2 separate regions of the Mus musculus genome follow, and region 2 is linked to region 1. A link is a loop called in an ENCODE intact Hi-C map of the cell type or tissue named here. Cell type or tissue: gastrocnemius. All regions are shown on one strand. Links, peaks and the distances in the headings refer to the core of each region. The heading gives the core; the rest is flanking DNA. Region 1 holds the start of H2ac6 (H2A clustered histone 6). Region 2 has its middle 5.3 kb from the start of H1f2.

Region 1 (8,338 bases), core at 20-8,019:
ACAAGTAGATAGTCATGGCTATTTTTGGGTGGGGGTTACTGGGAACTTATCTTTCAGACACTGGAGTCAGAGACAAATGACTGGAGGGTACCCTGATGGATGCCTAGCACAAAATGGAGCTTCTTTAGCCTTATCAGGGATAACCTTTATCAGTGTGCCCCAGTACAAAGACTTTCCCAGACCATTAAGACAAAATTGCTGAAGTTCTGCTCAAGGCCTGAAAGCCAACTAAAGCTCTAAGATATTTTGTGCTATAGAGAATTCTGTCTAGCAGTAAGCAGGACTCTGAGGTTTAAATAGTGACAATGCATAACAGAAGTTAAAGAACCATACTAGAATATTAGGGATGAGCTGGGACAGAGCTGTGTGGGATGCTGTGCTTGGTAGCCTGTTCTTAGCTGCCCCTAAGAGTCATTAAACAGCATGATCTACTGGAAAAGATGGTTGTATTGGCAGCTTTCATTTAGTGTGTACTGGATGCCTTCCCTGGTAGTACACGGACTCTCTAGAACAAAATGCTTTCCGGCTTGCCCAGTCTGTGATGCATTGAATTCAGCACACTCAGTGCCCCCCTTTTTATTAGATATTTTCTTCATTTACATTTCAAATGCTAGCCTGAAAGTCCCCTATACCCTCCCCCTGCCCTGCACCCCAACCCACCCACTCCTACTTCCTGGCTTTTTTTTTTTTTTTTTTCTTTCCAAGTATCTATTTGTATTCCTAAACTAAGCATTACAATGTAACAAGTTGAGGTCTTGACCTCATGGTCTTGATGAAGATGAAAACAAAAAGGTTAACAGTGTTCATGATGTATCCATTCACCAGCAAATGTTCAAATACCAAGGTTTGTTTTTAGGGACCTGGAGCTACTAGAACACCTCAAGTCTTTCTCTATCTCTCTCTATCTCACCACGGGAAAACAGGTCCTGTAGATCCTGAAAACTATCCTACCACCATGTTAAGTCTCTTTGTTTCTTTTCTTTTCTTTTTTTTTTTTTTTTGGATCCTGAATAAAAGCCATGCTGGCCTCGGCTGAGACTTCAGCTGTTCACATACTGTCAAGTTTTAACACCTGGCCCCCTTTATACAGAGTCTGTGAAACTTTTTTTCCCCTTTAAGTTCTTTACAGAGTTTAGAATGTAATTAAGTAACTTTTTCTTATGTAATCCTCTATATAACAAAGGGTACCCATTATGTAATAATTTTGCACTATTTCAATTTTTCTTCTCATACTCTCTTAGGTGAGGATGGTTATAAAATATCAGTGTTTGAAGTGTATGTTTTCTAATCCCAGGGACTTAGTTAATTTCTTTATTCTGTTTTTCATCAAAACATCTACAATAGCAATAGCACTTGTTTTTGACTGTTGCTTACAAGGATTAGTGAGGAACACATATCTACCCAGCATGCAGTGGTGCCTACCCAGCAGCCATCTGTCTTGATCAGCCTGTGCTCTTCTAATTTCAGGGTACACACTACAGAGTCAGGGTCTTTTCATAGCAAAGTGAACACAGACACAGAAAGATGTTGGGATAGGGGAGCTTAAAGGCATTCCTGAAGGTCTCACACCTGGGAAATTTCCGCTCAAAAGAAAATTGACAAGGAAATGAAAATGATTCCAAAGCTGATATGAAGTAAGTGAGATCCAAGGATCCAGGTTCTCAAACTTGAAGGAATCCCGAGCTGGACTCCTGACCAAACAGTAGTAGCTATGCACAGTGATATCAGACTTCGTAAGCCCAGCTTGCATGTAGTCACAACTATAGTTCCAGCACTTAGAGGGCGGAGGCAAGAGATTTCAGTAGTCCACAGTCATTCTCAGCTGCCCAGCATGTTTGAGGGCAGCCTGAGGTATAATGGACCCAGCATAAACAAACAATGCCATTCTTCTTCAGCAAGGCATGTTGACTCATGCCTGTACTCCTAACATTTGAGAAATGGTGGCAGAAACCTCAGGAGTCCAAGGCCAGTCTTAGTTATGTAGTAAGTACCCAGGCAGCTTGGGTCTCATGAGATCCGTTTCTCCCAAACCCAAACAACTCAGAAAACTCCTTTTTCATTTTCATTTTATTTTTTCTAAGCCCACAGCACCCAATATTCCTACGTGGCCTCCCATCGGAGTGTCAACTAGGCCTGACACTGCTTATCTTCTACAATCAGTCACATTTAGGTGGTATGATCATAGAACTTTTTTTTTTTTTTTCTCCTAGGGGGAGTCAATGTGATTTTTTCCTCAGCCCTTTATCTTCACAGTTTCTGGGCATCCGATCATTTTTCTTTTAGAATAACTGCTGGGGAAGGAGGAAGAAGCTGCCTGGGTTCTCCAGTATCAGTAAGACTGCAAGCACTAATTTCTGGTTAACACACACACACACACACCAATGGGCATGGTTGTGCATTGCCTTTATTCTCAGCCCTCCATAAACAGAGGCAGGCAAATATCTAAGTTCAAGGACAGCCAGGGCTATACAGAGAAACCCTGTCTCTAAAAGCAAGCCAGCCAGCCAGCCGGCCAGCCAAGCCAGCCAAGAACAGATTCGAAATCTGGGAACAACCAAGGAGCTTGCTTTAAAATGTAAAATTTTTGTAAAAATGGATAACGTTGGTAATTCATAAGAACTCCATGACTACCTGCATGTGAGTTAGAATGAGCTGCCATCATCAGAGAAACTCCTGCAGCAGATGAGGACAAACACAGACTCATGGTCGGACATAACGGAGTAGGTGGTAGGCTTATAGTACTAAAAACATACAACCTTCAGCTGGCTTACATTGACAAACATTAGTATTCGGCTTAGACCAGAAGTTCTGAGACCTTTGACTTTAAGCTGCCCAATCTATCAAATTCTAGGGGGTACTACCAATCTTAATAAAGTTTACTCTACAAAAATACTCCCAAGTAATTAAAACTGTTAACAATCAAGACCAGTCGTTACTATCTAGAGCCCACCAGATTAGGGTAGAAATTATCAATAGAGTATCCTGTTCAACTCTTCTTTTGAAAAAGTGGGGGCTCTGAAAAGAGCCTTTGGGTTTGAAGTTTCCGCAGATTCTGTTGCTTATTTCCCCTTGGCCTTGTGGTGGCTCTCGGTCTTCTTGGGCAGCAGCACGGCCTGGATGTTGGGCAGGACGCCGCCCTGCGCGATGGTCACGCGGCCCAGCAGCTTGTTGAGCTCCTCGTCGTTGCGGATGGCCAGCTGCAGGTGGCGCGGGATGATGCGCGTCTTCTTGTTGTCGCGGGCCGCGTTGCCCGCCAGCTCCAGGATCTCGGCCGTCAGGTACTCCAGCACGGCCGCCAGGTAGACCGGGGCGCCGGCGCCCACGCGCTCCGAGTAGTTACCCTTGCGGAGCAGCCGGTGCACGCGGCCCACGGGGAACTGCAGGCCGGCCCGGGAGGAGCGGGTCTTGGCCTTGGCGCGAGCCTTGCCGCCCTGCTTACCACGTCCAGACATAGTAATAGTGCTGTGTAAGTAACAGAACAGTAAAAACAAGTTACCAAGACTGTACAGACGCGGCAGCTTTTATAGTAGGTTCCTGGGTAGTAAACGCTACTACTTGATTGGTTACAAGTGAGCTCATTGATATAGCCAATAGAAAATCTGCTTCTGGAAACTTCATTTGCATAATCCCACCCATGAACCCACTACTTTTTCTTCTTCCAATTAGCTGAGACTGGTTCGAAATCCTTCATTAGCATAAACGCCCTATAAGTAGGAGAAGTCCGTTCCCAGCCCACACTGAGGTTCCTGTGTTTGGAAATCCGAAGATGCCTGAGCCTGCGAAGTCCGCTCCCGCCCCGAAGAAGGGCTCCAAGAAGGCCGTGACCAAGGCCCAGAAGAAGGACGGCAAGAAGCGCAAGCGCAGCCGCAAGGAGAGCTACTCGGTGTACGTGTACAAGGTGCTGAAGCAAGTGCACCCCGACACCGGCATCTCCTCCAAGGCCATGGGCATCATGAACTCGTTCGTGAACGACATCTTCGAGCGCATCGCGGGCGAGGCGTCCCGCCTGGCGCATTACAACAAGCGCTCGACCATCACGTCCCGGGAGATCCAGACGGCCGTGCGCCTGCTGCTGCCCGGGGAGCTGGCCAAGCACGCGGTGTCGGAGGGCACCAAGGCCGTCACCAAGTACACCAGCTCCAAGTGATCCTGCCAAGTAAGCCTCCGTAGCGAATTCCAAAGGCTCTTTTCAGAGCCACCCACTTTCTCAAAGAGAGAGCTGTGGTAGAACAGTGCGTTCAGTTTTACCCAGAAGCAGATGACAGGTGCTTATAAATCTTAAAGGCAGTGGGATACTTTTAGCTTAATTTCAGTCTTGGTTACATTTAGCTACAACCATTTTGTTGGGAGAAAAAAAAAAAGCCTTGCAAACGTCACTTCCGGTGAGGCGGACTTGAGTCCATCAGAACAAAGTTGTAGGACAGGAGTGACAGACTTTGAAGAGGATAATTGTTGCCATTAGGAAGTTTGTCTTTTATAAGTTGTAGGTTTTACTTTGGAAAGAAGTGGCTCCAAGACTGATGTTAAACATGAGGGGTCTGTAACAAAGGACAGGCTTTTCATTTGTAGATTTAATATCAGATTACCGAGCTATCTAGCATGAAATCTTAGACCAGTATCTTGGTAGAGTATTCTAAAATATGACCTGGAATTGTCAAACTTACGGCATTGAAGTTCTGGTAAAAGACGGAACTGAATTGTTCAAATGCAAATGCAAATGTATCACTTTACCGTACTTTGGCCATACTAAATTTTCATAGTCCAAGTGACGTGAAAGTTTAGAGAAATGAGAAGATCCGAAGCAAGCAGTGGGGAGAGGCTGAACTGGAAGGACTTAATGCAAGAAATCCCAAAACGAACGCCGTTGCTGTGTCTGTTGACTTAACAATTCAAAATATAAGGACTTCAGAGTCATTAGCGGAGTTTAGTCCTCTGCTTGTCCAAATGAAAGGCGAATATTTCCATCACCCTAGTTGCCCCCTGAACAAACTTGGCCATAAATACTGGCTCGCTTCTTCCGGCCCCACTTATCTAAGCCTTTGTCTTGCCTGTTCGAAGAAACAGTACACTTGCTCTCTTCCCCACAGAAGTTAACAGCATGCTATCATCTACATCATTTATTTCTAGAAGCTGTGCCTAGATATGGTTTAGGATTACATTATGAGCTAGCAGTGTGGGGAACCTTTTCAGCCTTCTGCCGCCTTATGTCTCCTTAGTGCTGCAGCTTTGTTCTTGCACAACTCTCCTTTTTCTGGTTCGCATTTGGTTGAATTGTTGCCAAAATCCACAAATCAGGCTCAGAAGTGTATAAAAGGCTCCAGGGTTGAAGTAGATTGATACTTTTCATTTGACCAGCAAATCATTGGTGATTTTTTCACTTCTGCCTTTGGTGAGATTCATGTTGTTTCTTTGTTTGGCCTGTCCTTTTTTAATCTCCTTCCAAATTCTATGTCTCTGTCTCTTGGTCCCCCCCTTCTGCTCTGTGTGTGTGTGTGTGTGTGTGTGTGTGTGTGTGTGTGTGTGAGAGAGAGAGAGAGAGAGAGAGAGAGAGAAAGAGAGAGAGAGAGAAGAGAGAGAGAGAAAGAGCGAGCGAGAGAAAGAGCAAGAAGAAATCAGTGAAACAGCAGTATCTTGTCTCGACATTCTAAAAGTCACGATTTGGTAATTCCATGCCAGATTGTCACATGCAGTGTTATTGGCTATGTTCTTTTTATTGCAAGGTTCCAGAGAGGAGTGAGAAAAAGCATAAACTTGCCTGCTGAGGCAGAATGTTTGCTTCTGCTATGTATAAAACAGTATTAACAGTATTACTTAAATCTTAATGAGTTAGTTTATTATAAGGGATATGGCATAACAGTAGAATGTCTACCAAATTTGAAGAACAAGAGGATCAGTCCTGTTCTGAATAGTGCTCTCCTGACACGACGTCTGACTTAAAATCAATACTTTTGTCTCATTAGTCATAATACTTCAATAGATACCTATGTCTTTGTTCATTGACCTTCAGTCTTTTCTGTTGTCCCAGTTAGCTCCTCTCACTTGCATAATTGCTGTGAATATTTCCTATTTTATGAATATAAATTTGAGGACATTGTCTATCCCAGCAGGAAATGAATAAGTTATGTGATTTAAGTGTAAATTGGTTTTTATAAAGGGTCTAAAAAAATGTATCAACTTTAATTAATTGAAAACCATCAATTACTATAAATTATTTCACATTCTTAGGCATTACATTAAGGTGTGGCCTCTTTTAAGGTTGGATTCAAGTTTACCTAGTTCTAGTCATAATTGCATTTGTACATTTTTTGTTTACTTAATAATTTGACTTTTGGCTTAATTGTGTTAAGATGGATCTTTTATTATAATATAAAAGTGTTAGCATAATAATGTAGTTTACAGAAGCTACGATTTGTTGTATAAAAAAACTACATTAAGTTTACAAACTTTTTCCACTAAATTTATTTACTTGAATAAAATCACTTTTTAATATAAATAACATACATTGAACTAAGTCAAATCACAAAGTAATTTTAAAAATGGAATTAAAACTTAAATAACAAGTGGTAAGGACTCAACATGTCAGGTTAAAAACTGAATTCACTGGCAAATAATTACTTTAAGAACTTAGATGAATCGTAAGTGGAGTGAATTAGTGTCTTCTCATTAGATACTATGCAATTTCTAACTTAGAGGTTACAAAACATAAGACATTGGAATGTTTGCTCTGTGCAAATACCCTATTGTTACACAGGTTATAACAAATAGCGCTTAGCAAAATAGAAAACACGGATCTTTCCATTTAACATGGTGAGATCATCCTTTCCTTTCCCACTTAGATTTGTAGGATTGAAAGTTACTGGAGAAATGCCATGGCCTTAGAGAACCAGGCAGGTTTGGGACTGGTGCTTGTTAATGTATATATACCGGAACACAATTGCTTGCTGTGTTTAAAGGTGTGGCTTTAATTGCTATCAAGTTCCCTAGCGACAGAAGAAAACACAATTATACAGGATAATGATTATGCTTAGTCTATGTTTTAAGGGAGTTGGCATTGTTAAGTAATATAGTAATTCACTTTAGCACATAATACTCAGGGGTGTGTACCAGACTGTCTCTGTTTTCTTTTTATGTAGCTGGGATTTGTCCTCATATCTTAATGTAGTGATCAGTTGGTTACCAATCTTAAAGTTCATGACAATAAATTTTTACAGGATGAGTTTTACACCAAAAACCCATTGTGAGGTTTTTCTCATTTATCTCTTGGTAACAACCAATTTTCCTTTACACTACAAAGAAAGGTTAGGATTCTAAAATAATCACTGTTTGAGTTCCCAGGGACTGTCTACTTGTAATCAATTCTTTTCTGTTTGTTTGTTTGTTTGTTTTGAGACAGGGTTTCTCTGTGTAGCCTGGGCTGTCCTGGAACTCACTTTGTAGACCAGGTTATCCTCAAACTCAGAAATCCGCCTGTGTCTGCCTCCCAAGTGCTGGGATTAAAGGTGTGCGCCACAACCGACCGGCGTAATTGATTCTTTAAAAATTGTTTTGAAAAGAGTACTGAGGAGATAACTCACTGAGCTATATGAAGACCGGAGTTTACTTTTCAGAACTTGTGTAAAAATTGCCCGAGGTGGTGGTGGTGGTGTTGTGTGTCTGTAGTCAGCATAGGAGAAAATGTGTGCTAATAATTAACTCAATGTCCTTGAGGTATTGGCAAATGGCACTGTTCTGACCTTGCACAGTACAATAATCAGAAGGATGGGTTGAGAGGTGAAGGAAACATGAAATGGAGAACCCTGACCTGAGAACTGGTTCACTGCTGCAAACCATTGTTCTGCAAGGAGAAGGTGAAGCCTTTGAGGTTGAAGTTAAGGCCAATCACAGTTTCTGTGCCTCAGTAGCATCACCTGTCCCTTGAGGATAATGGTACTAGTACTGGCCTTCTGGAAATAATACAACTGATTAGTGTAGCATTGCAAAGTATCTTCTTTGGGGTATGGTGAAAATTGTCACTAAGTGGCAGTAGAGAAGATACTAAAGACCACTGTTTTTGTTTTGTTTTTTGTTTTGTTTTGTTTTCATGTAAAAAGCCTATTGCCAATTCTAATATTTTGAACTTAGAATTTCAAATTAAGATAGGTAAAAGGGAAAGTTGTCAGAGAAAGGTAAAAAATATGGTTTTTTTTCTTTAAAAGTTACATTTTATTTTATTTTATTTTTTAAGTCTACTTCCTCCTTCTACCTGTGACTCCCAGGGCTTGAGCTCAGGTCTTTAGGCTTGGTAGCAAGCACCTTTAGTCTCTCAAGCCATCTTGCCAAGGACAAGGTTAAGGTCTTT
Region 2 (8,338 bases), core at 25-8,024, 49 kb after region 1:
AGGCTCCAGCCCTTGGCCGTCTCTCTGCTACAGGATGTGGTTGAGAGGAACTTCTACAAAGCTACACTAGCAGGGAACTACTGTTTCGTTGTCCTAGATCTCCAATTCCGTTTCCAGCATTGTTGTACACCACCGTCATCGAGATTGTGTCCATTGGGACCAGCATGCACACCGCCACCTCTCACACTTACTTCTGACCCACTGGGCTGTGGAGCCACCTAAACATGGCCATCTCCCAGACCTGTGGGTTGAGGTCTGGCCAGAGATGGATCATTCATTCCAGGGAAGCCATTAAACAGCCCCCAGACTTCAGAGAGAAGCTGGCCTTGCCCCTGCTCCCATCTTTTCATTTGCCTTCCCTCATGTCTTCCTTACCCACTTTAGCCCTCACCACCTCCCATGTTCCCACCCCTGCCCCGGAATACCCCCTTTTATCAAGGCCAGCCCTTTCCACCCTGTGAAATCAAATACAATGTAATGGAGGGCTTCTCAATGCCAGGATATGGCCCTGGAATGGACTTTGTGCCTGGTCTCCTGCCACCATCAATCTCTGGCCCTGTCTCCCATGCTCAACACCGGGGCCCAGTGGTCCACTGAAGCAAGCCATGTTGTGTTCTGAACAACCTCTACCATGTACCATGGATCGGGGACCCATGCAGGCATCGACTTAGACATTCAGACAGACTGATCCACACATATAAACAGGACAGACGGGGGCATGCCCATTTGGGAACATGGCCTGGATAGGCAGGATCTTAGGTTGGGTCTAGAGATGGCAATGATGCTGGAGCATCTGCCTGATAACCTAGCAGTTGGGCCGGGATGTTCTTGTCCATTGCTGATATCAATAAAAGCATTGAAGGACAAAAAAAAAAAAAAAAAAAAAAAAAAAAAAAAAAAGAAAAAGAAAAAAGAAAAAAGAGAGAGAGAGAAAGTATGAAGACATCCTGAATGAATTAAATAATTCTAGGCCAGCTTTAGCTATAAAATGAATCTCTCTCTCTCTCTCTCTCTCATATACACACACACACAAAAGGAAAAAAGAAAAAAGAAAGAGAAAAGAGAGAAAGAAAGAGAAATAAATGGCTGTTGTAGTTTTCTTTCTGACAGGACGCTCAGTTTCAAAGACAAACAAACAACAAAAAGTAAAACAAATATTCACAATGGAACTTTTGATTCGGCCTCAGCTTCTTACCCTGTCACAGTTCTAGGTCATCAGTCTTGTCATCAAAACTCTCTGTATGTGGAAGGGCTTTAAAATCTGCTGAGTAATAGTTAGTGAATGATTAGCCAGCTGACGCTTTAGCCTGGAATTCCACGGACCGTCTGCCAGTACAAACACCCGCAATTGCAAAAGCCGACTGTGAGGAAAGAAGCAAGCTGCAGGTGACATGCTCTCTGTCTACACCTCAGTGGCTCTCCTGCCCCTGGACAGCTTCTGCAGGCGACCTGTTCTCTGTCTACACCTCAGCGGCTCTCCTGCCCCTGGACAGCTTCAAGCAGAACCCTTCTTGTTCAACTAACTCAGTGTCTGAAACTATTTAAAATGATTAGTTAGCAATGTGAGATGGGTGGGTTTTGTTTTTGCATGTGTTTTAAAAATTGTTTCTTATTAATTTATTCTTGTGTATTCTTAGCTGGCCTCCTGAATACTGAGATTTACAGGGATCATGCCTGAATGAATGTTGAATGTTCTTTTTTTCCTCTCCCCTCCACTAATGCTTTACATAATTTGTGTTGTTCCTTTCAGCAATGAGAAAATAGTCCTGGGGTGCCCGTTCAGTTGGACTTTCATATGATCATGCGTGAGTGCAGCCTGAGTCCCCTTGAGTTTATTGGGAGTATGACTAAGGGTGTGTGTTGGAATCAGGTGCTGGGCTAATCTTGAGCCCACTGTACAGTTATGAACCCTTTGTATCTCCATGATCGCCATATTTATTATCATGAGTACTGATAAAACTTAATTATGAACTTCATAATTTTCTCACTATAAGACAAAAGCTGCTCTTGCCTTATGATCACCAGCAGGGCTGGTCAGGGCCAAGACAAAGTTCTGGGTCCTTAAAGATACTACTGAGATGGAGCCAGGGTACACTACCAACAGGAACTTCAGTAGAAGTTGGAAGCAGAGTTAGAGTTTAACTAAAATATATTTCAACACATATTTACATACTGTTAGCAGATAGAGACACATAGGAAGATAGTTACACCAACTGTATATATAGGATTCTCAACAGAGTAGTGCTTAAGTGACTTTACAGTGGTCACATACATGACTTTAGTGACTGTAGTTAAGATGAGTGCTCAGGGACTTACATGACATCATAGGGCAACTCCTAATTTGTGTGCATAATTCAACACATTGGGTGGGATTATAGTTGATAAGGTAAAACCTTGGGGCACAAAGGCTACACAAGGGTTTTTTTTTTTTAACCTATAAATAAAGTTTATATTCTTTGTTAGATTCTAAGAGAGTTGCAGGTTCATAAACAGGCAAGGCCTATGGGAAGGCCATATGTATTCAAGTCTTGAGCATGGTTCATTGCTTACTTGAAAGAACTTGCTATAAAAGGAATATTGTCTCTACATAGGCAACCTTCACAGCAAATATTGCTAATTGAGCTGCAATTGTTGACTTTTAGCTCTCGGACTTCAACTAGACGCCCAGTGAGGGATTCCTTTGCTTTGTGTATCCCTTCAACTGCCTGTCTTTCTGTTTCCCCTGTTTTGCAGGGCAGTGCCTTGTTAGCCTATTTATTGTGGCCATTTTACTTAAAAGCAAACAAACAAACAAACAACCCCCCCCCAACAACTAAGAACTGATTTAATAACTTAAATCAAGGCTCTATCATTAAAATCTACCACCGTATAAAGTGACCATCGTTCCTGATCATCCTGCTGTGAGCTCTTTCTCACAGCCAGCATCACTTAACTCTTCTGAGGAGAGCTCAGTTCTCCAGTTCTTACAGGAGGACAGACTGCCTGGATTGCTCTGTCACTCCCTAAGCCCAGCGTTTGCGAGGCTTATTGTAGTTGCTGATGAACTCATTGTAGAGGGAATGAGCCAACATGGATTCTTCAGTCACTTAAGAGAAGAGTCCAGTTCACTTAATTTCTTCTTCTTATGTTCCCTGCCAGTGGACAGACTACATATCATGAATTTCCGGTTTTTTAATCATGATTATATGACAAACGGTGTTAATAACTTCTGAAAGGGATAGAAAAATATAAACATAGCCGAGGATTAATGCTTATCTAGGTCAAGAGAAATTTGAATGGCATTTAAGGTAGCAGTCTTGTTTTGGCCTGCCATCTAGTGTCTGCTAAGGCAAACAGCAGCACGTGTTGAAAATGGTTGTGATTCCTAGAAGATACAAATTTCACACATGTCATGTAGGGGTGAAAACCTATCTAAAACTAAATAGAGTGGTAAGTAGTTAATTGGTAGGGATGTGTTTTTGCTTTGTATACTTTATATATATGAAATTTGAAAGTCTTATGTTATTCAAGCTTGGTTCAATTGATGACCTATCTCATTATGTAGTCCAAATTGTTCTCCAACTTTGGAGAATCCTCTTGCTTTAGTCTCCAGAATCCTGGGATTACAGACATGAGCCATCACACTTACAACTAATTATTATCTATCTACCCATCTTTCTATCATCTATCATCTATGTTTCGAGAAAATCTCCATGTAAGTATTGGCTGGCCTGGACTCTCCATGTGGAACATGTTGGCCTAGAACTCACAGAGGTCTGGCTGTCTCTGTTTCCTGAGTGCTGCCATGAAAGGGGTGTGGCACCTCTCATGGCTTTAGTTGAAAACTTTATGCCTCCTCGAACTGTATGTTGTGCTAGAGGCATGAAATGCTAAGACTGCTGCTCTGTGCTGGGGAAGTCTGGGTTTGGGGTTTTCCTTTGCTGAAATGTTAAGGCTGGGTAGGATGCTTGCTATTCGCTGGGATGATCACGGTGCTGGAAAGGCCTCTTGACTAGTACTCACTAAGCTGTTTATGAGCCTTAAGGACACTCACATCAGCACAGTCAGGGATGGGCACTAGTTTGTACATAGGTGTTTATGTGCAGTATTCTAAACTAGTTTTTATTCTTTGTATGTTCATCTGAAATTTATTGTATATCATAAATATGTATGGATCCATAAATCCCACAACAACCTATAAAACATGTGGTTTATTATTATTGGCATCTTTCAAATGATGAGAGTAGCATGGGCACATTAATTAACTCATCCAAGGTTAAGCAGCTGGAAAACAGCAAAGCTGAATTTAACTCAGATAATCCATCTATGAGCCAGGGTAGACAGGCCCTTGAGTAATATACAACCCTGCTTTGTTTTGTAAAATAAGAAAGAAAACACAACTACTCTTATTAGCCATGCAAGTATATTTCATATATTTGACTGCTACAAATCTTAGGTCAGTTAACTTGATAAGAATTTGGTCACATTAGAAGTTCTGTGTAATATAAGAAGATTGAGATAATGTGGGAGTGCATGCAAGGTCGAAACATCATGGCCTTTCTTATGAATTAACCAGCCATAGCCTCTTGTCATCAAAAGTATGATCTGCCTGGAATGGAGGAAGCAGGGACAGAGGTGTTATGTGAGGGTCTTCACAAGCTTGCAAAGTGGACATGGAATGGGGTTCTGGGTGACTGTTGGGATAGACCCTTATGTGCAGAGTCATAGACTTGCATCATTTACTCATCTCCTGGTCCTCCAGCGCATAATCATATTTGTTTACACACACACACACACACACACACACACACACACACACACACACACACACACACAAACACACACAAACACACGCCACTCCTTCCCATCTGGGACGGCCCAGCAACATCTCCTCTTATTAGGGTAACACCCGGGTCCTTGGGCCTTTGTGATGCATCTGAGAAATACAAGTAATCCAAAAGTTGGAAACAGCTGGTTGGACTTGCTCTACTCTCATCCATCTGTCAGACTTGATCTATTCTCATCAATCTCTTCAAAGTAAGGAAGGGACAACCTTTCTCAGAATCATGCCCACAGCAGAGGGTTCTCACATCTTAAGGGTCTGGTGGGAATAACTGTTACATGAGCAGTGACTGAGTGAGCACACCCCAAACTTTGAAGGGGAACCCTCGCTACTAATCCTCACTATCATCAAAGTGTAAGTTGTTGCTCAGGAACTGGGCATCGTCCCCAGCACGTGAATGAAAGAAGTGGAAATAAAACCAAGCCTGTGTGCATCAAAGCTATGTCTCTAGATCACTGTCATCGCCAGTAAATTGTAATCTCCACCCACGCACAACCTTGCATGTTTTGGATCAGTGTGGTATGGTCTTTTGAATGAGCTGAAGCATAAGAACTTCCCATCTGATGTTATATATGGTTTCTTTGTATATGAGATAGAAATCTGTAGTGTAGCATATATACCTTACATATGAATAACATATAATTATAAATGCATTTAAGTTTGTATCTTAAAAGATTATTAAACAAATCAATTTAATACCTAGCTTCAATACCTCCTGCCTCCCTATCCCCTGGACTTAAGCAATTCTCTTATCTTACAATTTCACTGCTGCATCACTAATTACTTAAGGAAAAGGTTTAGCCCATACACTAGCCTCTTACCGTTCGTTGTCTTTCAGATTTTTGTTTTCCTGTGAGTTGTACTTTCCCTGTAATGCTTGTTTGTGTCTGTCCTAGCAGGCACCTGGCCTTGAGAGGAAATTCTCTCCTTGGATGGTTGTTGTTTATGTTCACTGCAGGTGTTCTGTGCTTAAATAAGTGCTAGGAGGCTGTCTGGTGCAGGGTGTCCACAGCAAGCGTGTGCTTAGGGATGACAAAATACTTTCTTAGCACATTTAGCTGTATATTTCCCACAAAACAACCATGTGTGAGATGATTCCTGGGCTCTCATCAAGGTAACTATCTAACTTACGTTTCCTTTTGTGCCTTCATTATAAGCTTAGACTGAGAAGGTATAAAAAGTGTATATTGTCATCATTGTCAATTTTGTATATTTGGAAGGCGAGCTTAAAGTTTTGAAAACATTTTAAAGTCTTTTGGAAATAAGTTGGGGGGGGGGGGTGTCGGGGGAGGTGTATCCCAGGACTCTGTTGGCAATTCCAAAGTGTCTGGGGACCATTTTGTACTGTGTCTCTTTTTTGCAATTTTCTATTTTCATTATGTCCCTCCTCTATGCTTTACTGTTATGGTGTATGTTGGTTTCCCCATTGCATTTGAGGGTGCACTGGGGCAGAAAGGTGCAAGAGATCTTGACCTTTCATGTACTCAGGTATCAACAGGGAAAACATTGTAGCAAAGGTTTGATCTTGTAATTGGTGGCCGTCTGTCTGGAGAGACTGAGAAAATAAGAGAAGCACTGCTCAAGGTTATTTGTAGAAATTATTTGTGAGACTGAGGTGAGACAACAGACTAAGAAGGCTCTAAACCTCCTGACATCACTTATATAGTTTTTACTTGTGCTGCCAACATTGTGTGTCTCACAATGGACCAGTTATCGTTTATCATTATGAGGAAGGAATTGGAAATAACGCGGTTGTGGCTTTTACCATCATCCCTTGGTGAGTTAGAAAAGCACAGGTTTCAATCGCTTCAAGTTGGAATCTATACTAACAACCTCAAAAAGCTTCTCCAGCTAACCCCTCTCTGGCATGTGAGAGGGAGGAAATGGAGAAGAAAAGGTGGAAGCCCATCCCTTAAACTTGTCCTAAATACTCTCACCCTCCTGTGAGTGTTTCTTGTTGTTAAACTTTTCTGCCTCTAGCTCTTCTGCACATTCTCTACATATTTAATTCTGCCCACCAGGGCCACACAGCCTGAAGACATGGCATGACAAAACCCTCATGCAATCTTCATCAAACAAACAAATGTACGAGATCACATGACATCATCATGTTTCATCAGTGTCCTCATTTCATTGGTAGCTATCCAGTGATACTGAGTCTAAAGGTCATATCTCCAATCTAACCTTTTGCTTGGAGCACATATGAATAGAAGTTTTCTTGCCCATGATCTTATTCAACTTACTTTAAAATTTCAGACTCCATCATTAAGTCTCAGGTTGCTTTCAAGTTCCACATTTTATAGTTTCCATTTTAGAGGGTGACATCTGAAGGTTCTGATTGGATGCCCTTAGGACAGTCTGACTAATAAGCTTCAGCATGTAATTTTTCGAACTATTAAAAAATATGACTCATATATAAATATTATATGTAGTAAGCTCATGTATATGTCAAAGAATGATGGAAGTCATTAGTGAGTAAGCAAGCTGGATGACTTTTTAGTTCAGTGAAGAATACAGGAAAATAAACTGTGCATTTACTCAGAGAAAGAATGAGAGCTGAATGAATCCTCAAAAATTAGAGATATAATTTATTATTGTACAATACAAACATAACTTTCAGGGTTATCTTTTCTATTGGAAGCAATGAATTTGCATCTACACCAGGCAAGCTTTATTAGTTAATTGCATTAAAGAGCTATGATTTGATTGATTCGGCTTGAAAGGCTATAAGTTAAAAAATTACAACAATCAAATGAACAAATCTAGGATTTTACAAATAATTTGACAATTTACAGTGACAGGAAAGTGAGCAAACTGGAGAGCTAGATCACACACAGCTATTTTCCTGGGGGAGATGGACAACTATCAGATGAGGAGGACATTCGTTCATTTCCCACGTAATCAGAGCAAGGTGACATGTTCTCATTTCTTTCATTGAAGCATATTGGTATGACGAAGGTGCTTGAGTTGTGTACTTTCAATAATGCCTTGCAATTCCCATTTCAAAGTCCACACAGGAAGGCAACTCTTAAAGTGGTTCTATTGCTAGCAATTAGTCCATCCCTAATCCCATTAGGCTGTTAATTCCCAGAGGACACAAGCCTAGGAGATGCTGCTTGCAAGTGCTAAACTAAGGTTATTACGTGAAACCACGCGGCCATTCTCAGTCTTATAAAATATGCTTTGTTTCACAAACATCCCTGAACTCAATTTGTATAACCTTGGGACTTTACCACGCTTTAGTGCTGACAAACTCATCACATGTTTTTATGTAGACATATACTTAAACAGAGATTTCTGATAAAATTAGGGGAACTTCCTTTGCCCCATGTATTAATTATACTAGCAGAGAGTTTATCTTGTATTTTCTCTAACAACAAAACCATGTTGTAGTTATTGAAATATGAAGCTGAAAACCTTAAGCTAACAAAGCAAAGTTGACTAGAATGCAGATTGCCATATTCCGAGGAACTGAGAAGAGATGACATACAGCTGTCCACTATAGATGACATGATA

What was found. Hi-C counts contacts between places; a loop is a spot of excess contacts. Peaks named below come from ENCODE experiments on the same cell type or tissue, not always from the same donor. Only the 100,000 strongest peaks of a DNase experiment are listed, where the experiment ranks them.
Region 2: it touches region 1 in a loop (2.5-fold over the local background); 22 of 42 quality-filtered maps call a loop at or near these places.

The regions. Positions count from the first base shown.
Region 1 is chr13:23,680,466-23,688,803 of GRCm38, forward strand. H2ac6 (H2A clustered histone 6) reads right to left here and starts at 3,494. Exons shown (of 1, transcript NM_178189.5): 1 at 3,008-3,494. The coding sequence starts at 3,452. The coding sequence ends at 3,060. H2bc4 (H2B clustered histone 4) reads left to right here and starts at 3,734. Exons shown (of 2, transcript NM_023422.3): 1 at 3,734-4,156. The coding sequence starts at 3,767. The coding sequence ends at 4,147. In gastrocnemius, for the core only: no CTCF peak of the experiment used is centred there; DNase peaks (open chromatin) are centred at 3,486, 3,725, 4,191, 4,352 and 1 more place; H3K4me3 peaks cover 3,569 bases; H3K27ac peaks cover 2,561 bases.
Region 2 is chr13:23,729,360-23,737,697 of GRCm38, forward strand. It overlaps the pseudogene Gm11338. Among named protein-coding and RNA genes, the nearest start is that of H1f2, 5.3 kb to the right of the region's middle. In gastrocnemius, for the core only: a CTCF peak has its summit at 3,321 (motif pointing left); a DNase peak (open chromatin) is centred at 3,326; H3K27ac peaks cover 1,457 bases.